Regions from separate parts of the Mus musculus genome. Here region 2 is linked to region 1. The links are chromatin contacts, found by POLR2A ChIA-PET in ENCODE. All regions are on one chromosome and are shown on one strand. Each heading gives the region's core, a stretch centred on a gene start or an enhancer-like site at or near the end of the contact. The rest is flanking DNA. Distances are from core to core; before and after follow the strand shown. Region 1 holds the start of Hoga1 (4-hydroxy-2-oxoglutarate aldolase 1). Region 2 holds the start of Avpi1 (arginine vasopressin-induced 1).

What was found. ChIA-PET counts read pairs that join two places held with the same protein, here RNA polymerase II (POLR2A).
Region 2: POLR2A ChIA-PET joins it to region 1 with 25 read pairs in Patski. The contact joins the promoter of Avpi1 here to the promoter of Hoga1 in region 1. POLR2A ChIA-PET finds 5 or more read pairs at or near these places in 2 of 5 experiments (Patski and embryonic stem cell).

What each region holds. Positions count from the first base shown.
Region 1 is chr19:42,042,759-42,047,924 of GRCm38, forward strand. It overlaps Hoga1 (4-hydroxy-2-oxoglutarate aldolase 1), which reads left to right and starts at 3,112. Exons shown (of 7, transcript NM_026152.2): 1 at 3,112-3,352. The coding sequence starts at 3,160. Ankrd2 (ankyrin repeat domain 2 (stretch responsive muscle)) reads left to right here. Exons shown (of 9, transcript NM_020033.2): 7 at 995-1,093; 8 at 1,285-1,383; 9 at 2,103-2,352. The coding sequence ends at 2,249.
Region 2 is chr19:42,126,508-42,131,673 of GRCm38, forward strand. It overlaps Avpi1 (arginine vasopressin-induced 1), which reads right to left and starts at 2,486. Exons shown (of 3, transcript NM_027106.4): 1 at 2,364-2,486.

The sequences.
Region 1 (5,166 bases), core at 1,862-4,361:
ATCCATCTCTTTACATGGAACCTTGAACAAATACCTTGGCTTCCAAGGCACCGTTTGTCAGCCGTAAAACGTGTGGAGTTCTTACATAGATTAGGAGGAGAATGTTTGTAAAGGAATTACTTTTTAACACAAGAAGCTTTTGCCACATCTACCACAGTCATTTCTCAGTTAATGGCATCGAATATAATTATTCAAAAATGCCGGAGCTGGGTGATGGTTTCACATCTTTAATCCTAGTACTCGGGAGGCAGAGGCAGGAGGACCACTAAGATCAAGGTCAGCCTGGTCTACACTGTGAGACTTTGTCTCATTAAAAAAAAAAAATTACTAAAGAAAGTGCGCCAGGTGTGGTGTGTGACTCCATGGTAGCATACTTGTTTAGTATGTGCAAGATCATGGGCTCAGTCCCACTGTTCCAATGAATAAGCATGTTAATTGATTGAAGGAGAACCTAGATACCTGGGAGGCAGAGATAAGAGAATTGAGAGTTTGCAGCTGCCTGGGCTAGGTAGTGAGGCCCTGACTTTTTTTTTTTTTTTTAAGATTTTATTTATTTATTTTATGTATATGAGTACATTGTAGCTGTCTTCAGATATACAAGATGAGGGTATTGGATTCCATTACGGATGGTTGTGAGCCGCCATGTGGTTGCTGGGAATTGAACTCAGGACCTCTGGAAGAAGTCAGTGCTCTTAACCGCCGAGCCATCTCTCCAGCCCAGAGTCCCTGACTTTTTACAAAGGTGGAGGAGTGGACAATAGTTCACTGCCAGGCAAGAAGGGAACTGTAGTAGGCTCGCCAGAGGAGGTGGCACTTAGAGCTGTACGATCAGGCAACTGGGAGGGATAGTGGTATGTTGGACCATTCTCTCCTGTCCAAGGCTCAGGCTTTGGCACTCGGACTTGAGAGTAGGATTAAGCTGGAGATAGCTCTTCCACCCCAGGATACCACAGCCCAGGCCCATGTGCCAACAGTCCTGTTTCCTCCCGCACAGCTACTGAGCACTCCCCTGCATGTGGCCGTCCGTACTGGACACGTGGAGATTGTGGAACATTTTCTTTCCCTGGGCTTGGATATCAATGCCAAAGACAGAGTGAGTCCTTGCTTGCTCCCCTGCTCAGCCAATATGGGTGTAACAGCAGCCTACCAGGCTGCCAAGGGCGAGTAGTCCTTCCTTACAGGACCCTAGGGTGTCTGCTTCTGAGCAAGGTCTTTAGCCCCATCTCCTATCACCCTACCCACCCACTGACCTCAAGGGTTACCTGTGTGCTACACTGATTCTAGGAAGGGGACAGTGCCCTACATGATGCCGTGAGACTCAACCGCTACAAAATCATCAAACTGCTGCTCTTGCATGGGGCGGACATGATGGCTAAGAACCTGGTGAGTCTGTTCCTCGGGCTTGGTGGTTTGGGGTGCCCTTGCATGGTGGATGTTCTGCAGAGGCCATGGGGCAGCCACAGCCTAGGTACTCATGTCATTGGCGCTTGGCTACACCATCCTAATCCCAGGTCTCCCTTCATGTGTCAAGGCCCAAAGCATAAGTTTAGAGAAACAATAAGAGAGGTAATGGGAGGACTTCCCCAAGGTTCCCAGATAGGTGAAGGGGATCGCAGTGCCCAGGCCCAATCCATGGAGGGCCAGTGGAAAGGGAATCAAATTACTTGGTTGGTGTGGCCATTCTAGCACCTCATGTTGGTTCGTGGTAGGTCTCAGACTTTCTATGAATAGATGTCCTCTGGCCCAAGCCTATCTATTGGTTCACAGAACAATCACAGGAGAGGGGCATGGAAAAGTTCTTCTGGCACAGGAAAGCATAGGGACATTGAGGGAAGCAAGAGCACATGGAGAGGGTGTGGATGGTCTTAGCCTTGCAGACACTGGGGCTGGACGATTCATAATGAAGGGACTTTCCTGTGCACTGTCCCAGCATCTCAGGTCTCTGCCCACTAGATAGCAGTAGCAACCATAACCTCTAGTTGTGAAATGCAAGATGGCTTTACCCCTGGGCATTTGCCTCTAGCTGAGAACCACTGGTACAGCTGAAGACAATTTCGGGTGGACTGCTCAAATCTGAGTATGTCTACTTCTATTTTCTCCAGGCGGGAAAGACCCCCACGGACCTGGTCCAGCTCTGGCAAGCAGACACCCGGCATGCCCTGGAGCATCCCGAGCCAGAATCAGAGCAGAACGGACTGGAGAGGCCTGGGAGTGGCCGTGAGACACCTCAGCCTATACCAGCCCAGTAAATACCTACCCGGAGCTGGGCACCCAACCCCCTACTATGAGCTGCCTGCAGCCAGTCTAGCAGGAACACCCCTAGATGCAACACAATAAAGTGCTGGCTTTGCTATTTGTGGCGTTTGTCTCTGTTCGTGCTCCAAACACGTAAGAGCAAAGACTGGATGCTAGAGTGAGCTTGGGAACGCAGGAAATGTGGAGTCCCTTGGGTCCTGAATTAGTAGGTCTCCCGACGCTGGCCTGGCCTTGCTTTGTCCCTCTCATCCTGCTTTTCTTTCCTAATCCCTGGGGCCGCGATTGTGGTATGTTTCACACTGTGGCATACTCATCTTCTGCTCCTATCTTCAAGACTGTTCCATGGAGCTGTGTGTCCCTGTGTGGCCAGCAGAGGGCTAACACGTGACGGCCCTTGGCAGCCACTTGTAGACAGGAGGAGTGATTTTTCACAACTGCTTCTGGAAGAGCAAGTGGTTGGCTACAGTAGGGCGGGGCCAGGCCAGCTCAACCAATCAGTTCCGTCATGTTCAGCCAGCCTGGAAACGGAGGGTGTGCGTGTTGGGGTCGGGGGTAAGGGTGGGGTGGGTGGCTCCAGGCCCTGGCGCTGGGTAAAGAGGTCCCTGTCAGAGACTGTTTTTAGTGTTGAAACCCCAAGGGCCAGCTCTCTTTTAGGCCGTAATTGTGGCGTTTCTCCAGCGGCTTTCCAGCAGGGAAGAAAGCCGGCCTGGAGACTCTCTAGACCCGCCCCCGACCTGGGACACCCAGTGCAAAGCTGCACGCTCCCAAGCCATGCCCACAGGTTGTGGTGGGAACACAAAATTTTAACTGTGTATGTAGATCATTAACAGAGCGGGGAGGAAGGAGTCCAAACTCAGTTCCCCTGTGGTCACAGACAGCTGAGGCTCCAGACCTCCCGCAGAAATGCTGGGCCCCCAAATTTGGGCCTCCATGAGGCAGGGTCTGAGCAGGGGCTTGTCTAGGAATGTGAAGGGCAAGAAGGTAGACATTGCCGGCATCTACCCACCCGTGACCACCCCATTCACCGCCACCGCAGAGGTAGACTATGGGAAACTGGAAGAGAACCTGAACAGACTGGCCACCTTCCCCTTTCGAGGTAAGAGGGAAGTTGGGGAGCCAGATCCAGGAGGGTGGGGAGCTGTGGGGAAGCTCTGGCACTTTGGACAGAGCCTCACCTGCCTTTGTTTCCCCATCTGGGAAGGGCTAAGGCACCTTCTTTACTCCCAGGGTTATTGTAGTGAAAACATGGGGCAGTGAATGGGGGCATCCTTGTCTCTCAGGCCCGCTTGCTGATGGGAAGGCGCTAGCCAGGTCACACAGGAGGGCAGCCTGTTTTCAGCCTCCTTCCCCCTGGAGCCTGCCTGGGGGCTCAATGTGCTGGATCCTCTGATCCACCTCTTGTTTTAACCTGGGTCCTCTCCTTGAGGCCACGGACTACATCCTATGTGAGATTCATCTGCCTCACAGACATAGGTCCAGTAAGAGAAGGTAGAAAAGGGCAGTCCCCTGCCCTGCTCCATCCCATTCCACCCACCCAGAGCAATTCCTGGTCAGTGCTGTCAATGACACCATCTTGTAGGAGGGAACGTGGGCTCCCAGAGATGTGGTCACTGTCTAAAGCCACTCAGCTAACACATAGCTGAGCTGAGACTTGAACTGCTGACTAGAAGCTCTGTTCTGCCCACTGATTCTAAGTTGTGGGATCTATCTAAGACTATCCCTACAAATGTCGTTTGGTGGGTACCAGCTTGGAAAATGGCTTCCCTCTGACTGAGAAGAAGGTACAAGCTAGCAGCTAGGATAGTGGACTCTAGTTTCCAGTTGCAGTTTTGCCAGTGGTCTTACTCCGTGGGATACTCTAGCCCTGTTTCCCCATATGACACACGGGAGTGATAATGCTCTTGCTGTGGGGCAGCCAGAAGAAGAATCTGGAAGAATGTGAAGAAAAAGAATGGTATAGATTCTATAGTGCTATAGATTGGAAGGGATAGACTCTTGGGAAGTCTCAAACCCTGGGAGAACTATCTGAAGGATCTATTTAATATATCAAAGCGGACCTGGCTGCCAGGTTCTCCCAGCCTCCTTCAGTCCCTACCTGTTACAGGTATGGCTGGCATACCCCACCCTCTAGTTCCCTCTTTCCCCAACTCTCCAGCTCGGGGGCTGGGCTGCCCTATCCCAGAGGCTCTTCTCTGTAGAGTGCAGCCATTTTGGTTATCCACCCCTTTCTTTTACATCTTGGCCCCTGCACCTGATTCCCTTCCCTCCCATCCCCCGTCCCCTCCTTCCTCTCCTCAGTGGCTCAGGGTCCTGGTCACTCTGGACTCTCCCAGATGTTTCTGCCTCTGGCTATGCTCTCCCTTTGACCTACAATGAACTTTTCCCTCCACCACACCTAGGAGCAGTCATGCCCTTTTTCAGTTTTTATTTTTTTTTTTATTTTTTCATTCAACACTGTAGCAAAACTGCTTGGTGCTTGGTGACAGTGACCACTGGCCCAGGTGAGCCCACTTCATAGCTCAGGACCCAGATGATGTTTGTGAAGGGACAGTGGCCTTTGGGTGCACGTTCTGAGTGAGCAGGGGATAGCATGGCTACTAGAACTTGCTTATGCTGGCCTGGAGGGATAACCCTTAGCTTCAAATTGAACACTGTGCTTCAGCTTAAAGATCAAGGACACTTAGTGTAGGGGCCAGAAGACTGGCTTCTGTATCCATTGTGTTTCTGAAATCCTGTATTTAGGATTTCACAGAGATCTCCACAGTTGTCTTTGAATTCCCCCTTTGTCTCTCTAACTCATGCAACCAGCATCGGGTGCCCTGGGCAGGTTTGTTGTTTGGTTGGTTGGTAGAGGGAAGGATTTGGCTTCTGGGTTCCTGATGCTGTCTGATTCCTCCATTCACCACATAG
Region 2 (5,166 bases), core at 1,236-3,735, 83 kb after region 1:
TTCAGGAATACCCATCATCTCTGGGCTCTGGGCTCTGATTCTGGTATTCTGGGCTCTGATTCTGTCTGCTGCTCTAGAGGAGATGCTGATGGTCTCCATGGTCTCCGAGGGCTTGCACTGGTGTTGAGTCATCAATGTGTGACAAGGACAGACCTATGTTGAAGGATAGCACTGCTTGCCCGCTCCTTGTGGGCTGGGAGCTGCATGCGTGGACAGGTCTCACTAATTAGCTTCCAGAAAACGCCTCAACTAGTAGTTAGCCTTCTCCTCCCTACCCCAAGCCTCCCTAAGACCAGATACTGATTTGCTACAGTGGGTGGAGGGGTCAGTATCTGGCAGGAGCACAACACGGCTAAGTGGTCAAGCCCTAGGTAGCCTCTTAGGCTGGCCTGGGGTGGTAGAAGAAAGGGTGATGCCCTTTTTTCACAATCAGCAATCTCGTGTTCTCTGTAGAGGCTGGCAGACCAAGGATCAACCAGCAGCTGTTTGGAAGGAGGAAATGGCTGCCCACTTTGTTCCAACAACCTCTAAGGGACTGTAGGGCTTTGACTGGCCAGCCCCCAGTGAGCTAAGTACACCCAAGCAAGAAATACCGGGCAGTCTAGTGTCTAGCACTCAACCACACACCCTCTCAACCCTGGGAAGCCTTGGCCCCCGGAGATTTTGAAGCCCTTTGCTAGTGGGAGCCTCACCCTGGGAGTAAGACAACGGAGTGAAGGTAGGATTCCAGGTAGGGCAAGATGGTAAACATTGGGAAAACTGAAGTGGGGGTGGGAACACTTTGTCAGGAGACACTTCCTGTCTCATTCAGTAGGTTCAATCATTAATTTCTTCCTAATCGCCTGGACAAGACCTTACGCCAAGAAGCTCAGTGTATACTTGAACAATGGTACATTTTAAAACTGAAAAGCAAAAGCATGGGGCCGTTAAGATTACAGACAGAGCTTTCCTTCTAGAGCCGACATAGAAGATAAGCTCGGATCCGTGCACAGACCAAGCAAGTAAGGACTTGTCGCAAAACACTACAAATGGACCCTAGAGCGTCAGAATGAACCCCCAGAGTAAATACTGAGGATGGCAAAGTTCAACATCTTTTGAATTGGGCATTAAAGGAAGGACATACTATAGAGCTCTTAACTCGACGCTTCTCTGCCTTGGAAGTGAAGAAAGAAACTGGGCCCCTACTCCAGACCCATTTTCAGGCATGACTTGAAAAATGAACTAACAGAGCAAGGAAAAGATCCTTTTGAAAGAATTCAAAACCCCTAAGGTGGCAGTGACGCTGACCACTGAGTGACCTTGGACAAGTCACTTTTCCTTTGCTTTGTTCATCAATCAAAATAGTGAGAGGGAAAATCCTCACTGGGTACAGAGATGAAATATGAATGACCATCCTAGTACCTGGCCTACTGTGGACACTCAACATTGTACATTGGTTGAATGAAAAATGATGCGAAGAGAAAGCTATTAACAAGACTATATAGAACCATGGCCGTGGTTAATTTAGCACTGACGTACAAACTACTCAGAGGGCTTCAAAGACAGGCTCATCTGTGCACTTTTAAAACCATGGCTACATAGAAGGAAGCTTGCTGCGTCAAGCAAGAAGAGCACTTTTGAGGACCTTTTGGTCCTCCTGTCAGGTGGCATCCTAATCCCCTGTTAGCGGGCACTATTGTTAAACACATTTTCCAGATGAAAAAGCTGACCTCTTGAAGTGGTGACTTGCTCAACTCCACAAGGCTGGTAGGTGATCTTAGGCTATTAACCAGGTGGTCAGACCTGGGCGCCTTACCAGTGTTACTTTCATTCTTTCCAGGTGGCTGAGAAGGTGGTCAAAAGAAACGTGGGGGCAGAAGGTTCTGAAACCTCTAAGACCGTGCCATCTTCGTCTGGGGGTTTTGGAGGTCGCCACTGATTCGCAGACAGGATTCCCACGCCAGCCTCTTCGCTGGACTTAGAGCAAGCGGAGCTAGAGTAGAGCCCTCTGGGAAGTTAGATCGGTGTCGGGTCAACCTATTGCCAGTTCCAGGAGACCCCAATCGGGATCCGGCGGCCAAGACGCCTACTGTAACCTCTCTCGGGCTTTGGGAAAAGGGCGAGCGCAGCTCTGGGCTCCTGCCCTGAAAGTGATCACAAAGGCCAAGCGGAGGTGACTGGCTGGCTAAGAGATTGAGAGAGGATATCTTGGCCGAAGTTACAGGACGACATCCCCACCACAGTGAGCCCCAGGGCTCAAAGGTGGCGACTGACAGAGAGAAGCCCCTAAGTGGATCTAGGATGTGAGACCCAGCGGATTCCCAGCTGCGACCGTCGGCCCGCGCGCTCCCACGCACAGCTGAGCCGGACCGTGGCCTACCTACCTGGTTGCCTTAGCTGCCCGAGGCAGGCGGAACGCAGCCGGGAGCCTGGCCGGGCCACCTGGATCACGGCCACAGTTCCTCAGAGAAAGTGCTCCGAGCCCCTTCAACAGCCAATCCTCGGTCACAGCCTTAGAGCGAGAAGCCGAGCCAACTTCGCCAAATCGAACGCGGAGCCTTCGCGGACCAATCAGCTGCTGCAGGGGGGAGGGGCGTGCCTTATCCCTCCCTTTTCCCGTGCCCGCCTCCAAACCCAGTGCGGAGATTCCTTGAGTCCAATCATCTAGGGAGTATCGGCGAGGGGCGTGTCCTCCGGGTCCTCCCCATCCTCCCAGCTCACCTGCCCTCCCCACGCCTGGAGGCGCCCCCTTGATTGACGTCAGTCCCAGGGGCGGGCTCTGCTTTGCGGGCACGCAGGCGGGGCGGGGTCGCATTCCTGACACGGGGTGCGGCTGGAGACCGCGGGCCCTGCAGGGTACACGTGACAAGTGCCCCTTTTCTCTGGGTCGAGTCCAACGCACGTGGCGTAGGGTTTCACTGTTAAGATCCTCATAACCTACAGTTCCTAAAACTCCCTTCACCTCCCGGGCCTCCTGGGCCTGCATTCAGAATGATTTACAAATCTTGTAGCGACTGTGCCAGTTTGGTTACCTAAGGAGAACTTAACAGCTCTTTGGACATCTTTCACTGAGACCCTTTCCAGTTCAGTTTCCTTGACGGGCTGTAAGAGAACTGCAACCCTTACCTTGAGGTAGTTAACAGCCTAGCGACAGAGGCTAACACTGAACCACCACTTGGTATGTGACTACAATCATGATCACATGAAGTTGAAAGAAGGTAAAGAGGAAGGAAGCATCTTTGAGAGGTCCTGGAAGCCACAAGAAGGAGCATAACCAGTAAAGAAAGGAGCTAACGTTTTTAGAACGAGGAAGAATGGGCCTGGGCAGAATAAAGGAAGAGAGGGAAGAAAGCACGCTGGAGCCAGGACGGCTTTTCTCCAGAGGGATAAAATAAGGCCTGGAGATCCGCTATAAATAGCAAGGTAGCCATGGTGGGAGGATGTAGGTAGGCAGTGACGTTTGCATTTGCCCCTCTGAGGCTCTATAAGCAAGGAAATAGAGTGATTTGTACTTATGAATAGGCATTCTGCGGTCTTTACAAGTCTTTACAGAGTGACTATAATGTGGTCAGCCCTTTACAAGGGTTAATTTATTCCCCACCACCAACAACAACAACCGTGGCGTGGCACTAAATTTGCATTTTCAGAAGGTCTCACCAGTTCCAAGGAAGCCGGGTTGGAAAGGACAAATGACTGCAGGGGATCTGTGAGGCTCTTTTTTAGTTCTTCACTGCTGTGAGCATGCTGAGAAAATGCTCCGTCCCTGAGCTACTGTGTGCCACTTCTTGTCTGTCTATCTGTCCGGCTGCCTTTCTGTTTCACTGAGATGGGTTTTACTTTGTAGTTCAGACTGGCCTGGAATTTCCATCCTCCTGGCTCAGCCTCTTGAGTGCTGGCATAATAGAGCTGTACCACCAGGTCCAGCTGTCAACCTGGAGGGATGTTGATTTCCTTCATCCGGGGCTTGTGCTCCTGTCCAGAAATGTCCGGAGGGATGCCTGTCTGGGCAGCAGGTGCAAGCAGAAAGTTTTCCTGACTTCCCTCACGTCAAAGCTGACCTTCTAAGTTTAGTTTCTCTTCTATAAAACTCCCAGGTAGGGAGGAGATGAAGGGGGCTGGAGGGAAGGCTCAGTGGTTAAGGAGCACTTAACCAGCACCCACAGGGCAGCTCACAAGCTTCTGTAACTCCAGCTTCAGAGGATCTGATGCCCCTCTCTGTCTCTGAGGGTACCAAGCACACACCCGGTGCATATATACTCAAGCAAAAAATACACGTAAAGAGAAACTTCAAAATGTTCCATCAGCTTCGTGGGATTCTTTTTGCAGGGTAAAGGGGAATTTTTTATTCTTCCTCATCCTGGTGACTAGTTCCTCCTTGTCCCTCTGCACAGCACCACACGACAAAAGAATATGTCTCAAAGGGTTTGTTTACTTTTTTTTTAAGTCCTGGGGAAATGAAGAGAGAATGATAGACAAAAGATATCCAAGTGCAAGATCTCGCAAGAGAAATTAGCAATGTTTGTTCCTTCTAAGTGCTGCTTGGAAGTGCCAGGCTGAGGAGAGACCGCAGGCTCTTAAACCGGAAGGCTGTGCTTCTCAGACTCTCAGCATATCCATATTTAAGGACCTGGGGGTTCTGATGCCACCTGCTCAGATGGATACCCCATGCTGGAATTGGGACTTGGGACCTCTGGGTCAGATGTGACTAAGGCTGGGTGGAGACAGTTTTGCAGGCTCCTGCTGGTGCTCGCCACACAATGGGGCTGTTTCCTTCCCCACAGCTTTATGATTCAGTGTTTCTGATGAGCAGGCAGGGCACTCCCCTCAGGCATGGGCGCCATAAGAAACCTTGCCAGAAATGGGGATATTTGAGAATCTCGCAACAGTGCAGGAAACCAACCGTAACTACCAACACAAGGGACCCTGATTGTTTGTTTTGAGCCAGCGTCTCTTTCTGTAGCTCAGACAGGCCTCAAATTCCAGATTCTCTTGCTTCAGCCTTCAGGGTTCTGGGATTACAATCTGGGTCACCATTCTGTAGCTTTATGGGGCCCTGTTTAGAGGAGGTTAGCACTGAGGAGTGTCCCCTAGTGTCATACAAAGACTTGCTTTCATCCAGAACCCAGATTAAGGTAGGGACATGTCTTAGTTAGGGTTTTACTGCTGTGAACAGACACCATGACCAAG